Regions from separate parts of the Homo sapiens genome. Here region 2 is linked to region 1. A link is a loop called in an ENCODE intact Hi-C map of the cell type or tissue named here. Cell type or tissue: endothelial cell of umbilical vein. All regions are shown on one strand.

Region 1 (2,500 bases):
CCGTCGGAATTAGGTAGAAGAATCTCCACCAAGATTCTGAATGTTTCCAACACATTTCAGCAGCAGTTCCCTCACCACACTAGTTATTCTCTCGATTCTCTTTTCCCAAACCCTCAATTCATAAGTTGTACCAGTTTGTTTGAAGCTCATGTTAAGCACTTTTTCCCACTCTTGGGGGACCCATAAGAATTGTAACATAAACAAGAACCATCTTTTCTCTCCCTTGTGCCACACCCACCAAAGCAAATGGCCTGGGTCACGTCCTGCACACCCCAGGAAATTCATGTCTGGGAGATGCTGGGGGGGAGAGGCGCCAGGGAGGCAGAGAACATTATTATGTCTGATTCATTTACACTGCAATCTGTCAGCCACCATGCTGTCAAGGCTGGGCTGAAGCCAAGAAATTGAATTTAGAGGGTGATTTTTCTTAGAACAGGAAGTTCCATTTGGCTAAGAGAGAACAAACTAAACACCCAGACACGGTGGGTTCTGCATCTTAAAGGCAGATTTTTGCCGAGGGTCAGAACCCTGCCCTCAAGCAGGAGATGGGATGCTGGGACTCTAGGAAGGTTCCACAGCTCTCTTCAGGATTCCGTGACTCCAAACCAAACTTTTGTCATGTTCCATGGAACTTCCTAGCCACTAAAGCTGAGGGCACACCCTAGATGTAGGGGCCCAGACCACTTTACCCCTCTCAAATGCTAGCCTTTCTGCAGCACCACTGCTTAGCCCTGAGGTCTTACAGGTACCCTAGTCTGGGGTTGGGATTAAGGGAAGGGTCAATGTAGGGAGAGGAAGTGTAGGGGAGAGCGGGGAGAAAGCCCAGCCAGAGCAAAAGGGTTCCCCTGGATGGGGAAAGGCAGCACAGAAGAGCATACAGGGGTTCTTGGGGCCTCTCATGAGTAGTCTTCCAGGGACTACAAGGAGTCTACAAGCAGACATGCAGGATGTAGAGAAGCAAACCAGAGAAGACCTGAGGTCAAGAAGACAGATGTTGCCTGCACAGTGGGTGAAAGGAAACTGCTCAGGTTGTGACATATTATAATCTCCTCAGAGCCCAGGCCTTGACAGATTTATAGTAAAAGTGCAAGAGGAGGCTCTAACTGGACTAAAGGGATTGCCTCCAGCCCTGGTCCTATGAAGTAGGCTCCAGACATGCGGAGCAGTGGATGAAAACTAGAGTTGACCCAACAGGGAGGGAGAATTGTAAGCCAGTAGGAGCCATGAGAGTGCCGTCGATTTCCTAGAGCTCTGCATGAAGGAGCTGCGCAGAGTATGCCCACTTCTTGCTAGGGTCACCAACTTGCTCAGATAGTCTCACGATGGCTATTTCTCCATCCCCAAGTGCTCCCCTTTCTAGCCCCCGGCCTCATTCCCTTTACCTTGCCTATACATCTTGCAGCCAGTTGGCCAGCTAGAGGTCAAACTATGCCAAACCAAGTGGCCTTAGCTCCTCCACTGAGCACCTTTCCGAACTAGCCTGCCTCTTATCCAGAGAGCCCTTTGGTATCCTTCACTCCTCATGAAACAGACCTGACACCTAGTGGCCAAACGGTGGAATGCCTCTGCAGTTTCCTTCCAGCCTTGCAAACCTGGAGAATCCGGGAACAAGGAGCAGCTGCAAAGCAAGAAAGGGTGAAGCAGTGGAGTAGCAGAGGAGGAAGAAACGCACCAAATAGTTTCTGCCAGGAGATTATTTGGTCCCTTGGGGGCCGGCCCACTCCACAATGCAGGAGTTAAACCAAAATAATAGGAACGACCCCAGAGGCTATGGCCCGCCTACCAAGTTGGCCACACCAAATATCACATAGAGCAGAGGGATAGTCCTACCTCTGGTAGTTGATAGGTTTTAGATCTCAAGTCTCCAGGAGCCTCTGGAAACCTGCCCTACCCTCAACCTGGCTTCATTATTCAAGAAGCTGGTTCCCACCAGAAAATTTCTTTGATTTCCCCTTTGTCTGCTCAGGAAAATCAATATTTTTTTAACCACCAAGAGGTTTGCTGGCATTGGTCAGCTCCGAGATACAGGAAATCAGTTAAAACTATTTCCCATTGTCAGTTATTGCCTTTCCCCCAGCCTTATGCAACTTAGCAATCTCTTTCTGTGTTTGTTTCAGGCTAATCTGGTGGCTGCTTTTGAGCAGAGCCTGGTGAATATGACATCCCGCCTGCGACACCTGGCAGAGACGGCCGAGGAGAAGGTGAGAGGCCTGGGAAAGGGTGGGAGGGGTGGGTGCGGCGAGGGGGTTCTCCTGGACAGAGAGGCCGAAGCTGACCATCTGTTCTTGCTCATGAATGCCAGTTTCTCCCCACCTCACTGTCACCCTGGATTCTCAATCTGCCCCCCAATACAGTGTGAGCATATTCCTTATCCCAATTCCTTGCCCTTCTCTATCAAGTTTTGCAGAATTCCAATGCCTCGCCCATTGCCTGACACATCATAAGGGCTCAGGGCTCCTGCTAATCCCAACTAATGACGCTGTTTTCTTTTTTTGAGATG
Region 2 (2,500 bases), 160 kb before region 1:
CCCTAAGGAGCAGGAGCAGAGCTTTGGCCTCATGACATTCCTGGGACTATAAGCAACAGCAGTCTGTGGGCCACCCCCCTTCGCCCTGAGTGCTTGAATAGATGAGGAAGGTGATAAACTTTCCCCTGTAGTTTTCCTAGAGAATTACCCCCTATACCCAATACCTACCTGTCCTTGACTTGGCAGCCTCTTAGCAGATTTTTAGAGACTCCACTCTCCAACCTGCAGCGATCTGCTTCAGCTCCTCCTAGGAAATCCCAACCCCTTGTTTAGTTCTCCATGTGTCTATGAGCCATGGACAGGTTCTGGGAAAAAGGACACTGAAGGAGAGGTGGCCTGGTTGACAGGAATCTCTCCAGCTCAGACTGCTCCATACAGCTTTAGAGGTTGTTATCCAGGGAGCTGTGGAGCAGTTACAAGTTTCAGCTATGGGAGGCGGAACTATTTGCTAAACTTCCACCACTGCTGCTCCCTACTTCTCTGGCCAATCCAGGTAAGCCTCACCTCCAGTGCAGCTCTGAAGATCTGGCCCCTCAGATCTTTGCCCCATGCCTGGGCAGAGATTGGCCAGCCCTCCTTATAACTCTGAACTATTGTCTCCCTGGGAAGGCCCAGGGCAGACAGAGAGCCTGCAGAGGGGGCTTTATCTCAAGAAGTGCTGGCTCCATGCCAGTCTTGGCCAAGGCTGAAGTCTCCCTCCAGCACCACTGAATGGGCAGAAACTGGAACACACCATCCCAAGACCCCCCAAACCCCTTTGTAAGAGGATTAGGGTCCCCTGGTGAGAGACTTCCCTCCCCACTATAAGGCTGCGGGCAGGCTTACACAGAAGGAGCTCTGGAGAGAGGCAGTTGAAGAGAGAGGTGACACAGACACAATAGCCAGAGAGATTAAGTGCTGAGAATTACCCCAGCCACAATATTCATCCTTTAAAAGGGCGGAAGGAATAAAAAACTTGCCTTCCTGGGTGGTGGGAGTCCCAGGCTTCAGAGGGAGCTGAAGATAATTAAAGGTCAGGACATAGGAAGGTTCAGCAAGTGTGGAGTCATCCACGTGAGACCAGATGAGCCCAGGGAGGAGGGGAGAGCGGAGAAATGCTCAGTTGTCCCTTCTCTCAAGAAAATCCTTCCAGGAGAAGGAAATGAGAGTGTCCTGTGGTATGAATGACTGAGGTCAGATAAATAAGAGAACTTCCTGGCAGGAGGAAAGCTCAGCCCCAGTGGAAGTGGAAGGAGAACAGCCTGAGGTTCATATAAACACTGGCACAGTCCAGGGGCAAAAGCTGACCTCATGAGCTCACAGCATCCTTCCTGCTGAAGAATCTGAGGTTGCATGCAGGCAGGAGGGAGCACAGAGGTGGCAAGCCCCTTGTGATGACATCAGGCCCTGTGAAAGGCAACGTTCTCATCATGGCATTGGAACTCCCACCTATCACGCCAATGAATACTCTTAACATTTGCAGAGCAATTTTTATATGCCAAGTAATTGCCAGTGATTATTCTATTAAAATTCATTGAAATATGAGTCCATGGCATTCCTCTGTGAGGTTTAATACCTCATTCAAAAACCTAACAAAACTCTAATAAAGCACAGAAGTACCAACTGAGAAAATGAGTGCAGCCACAAAATGGGAATATCTTTCTCTCTAGGGTAGTAAGAAGGCCAGGTTTCTTTAAACCATCTGTCCCAGCTGGTTCAGACTAAGATGGGTAAAAGCTTCTCATTACTTTCGCAGTTGTCTTTACTTTTTTAGAGTCAGGAATCTCTTTAAGAATTTGACTGATATTACAATATATCCCCCCAGATAAATGGACATATTCACAGTATTTGGCTTATGTTTGATGGCTGGTACTGTGGACCTCCAGAATCCAGTCTGTGAACATAGATTAAGAAGTTCTGTTCTAGGGTAGTGATGTCATCACTGTGTTGACAAGGTCACCACAGGTTTGGGCCTTGTGCTTTTCCTCATCAGGTTTTTGGGTTTGTGTGGCCCACAGTGAATTAAGAGGATTTATTACAGAGTAAGACTATCTCCAAGGTCCCTCTTAGTGTTGTGATTTAATGACCTTAAAACAACCAATTCTTCATGGACAGGTCAAATTAAACTCTAGATTTGCCCATCCCGAAGGACACATGCTCACACAAGGAGTTTGCTTGTCCCCATCCAACACATGGGCACAGCCACAGGCACACACCCTACCCTCTCCTTCCTTTGCCTGCCTGGAGTTTTCCCTCACCGGCCTGCAGTTGCCATGACAACTGATCTGGGTGGGTCATGGTCTAAGGGCGATGTACCTGGGTGGTGCAGAGCTCTGCTGAGGCCCAGTGTGCAATATCCACCCCAGTGGTGTGTATGGGACAGTTGCCATGGCAACATACAGGAAAAGCACATGTGGGAAACATCTGGACTTCTTATCCTGGGCTCTTTATTAGCCTGAGGAGCACAGGGATCTGATTTTAAATGAGTACAGTTTCAGACAGAGTACCCTAGATTAGGTGT

The links. Hi-C counts contacts between places; a loop is a spot of excess contacts. Peaks named below come from ENCODE experiments on the same cell type or tissue, not always from the same donor. Only the 100,000 strongest peaks of a DNase experiment are listed, where the experiment ranks them.
Region 2: it touches region 1 in a loop (4-fold over the local background); 6 of 110 quality-filtered maps call a loop at or near these places.

The regions. Positions count from the first base shown.
Region 1 is chr1:201,791,675-201,794,174 of GRCh38, forward strand. It overlaps NAV1 (neuron navigator 1), which reads left to right. Exons shown (of 34, transcript NM_001389617.1): 18 at 2,118-2,201. All of the region lies in intron 2 of IPO9-AS1 (IPO9 antisense RNA 1), which reads right to left. Among named protein-coding and RNA genes, the nearest start is that of MIR1231, 16 kb to the right of the region's middle. In endothelial cell of umbilical vein, a CTCF peak has its summit at 1,542 (motif pointing left); DNase peaks (open chromatin) are centred at 377 and 1,517; H3K27ac peaks cover 1,330 bases.
Region 2 is chr1:201,635,553-201,638,052 of GRCh38, forward strand. All of the region lies in intron 4 of NAV1 (neuron navigator 1), which reads left to right. It overlaps LOC124904482 (a long non-coding RNA gene), which reads right to left. Exons shown (of 2, transcript XR_007066789.1): 1 at 1-2,500. Among named protein-coding and RNA genes, the nearest start is that of MIR5191, 83 kb to the right of the region's middle. In endothelial cell of umbilical vein, no CTCF peak of the experiment used is centred here; a DNase peak (open chromatin) is centred at 1,259; H3K27ac peaks cover 2,416 bases.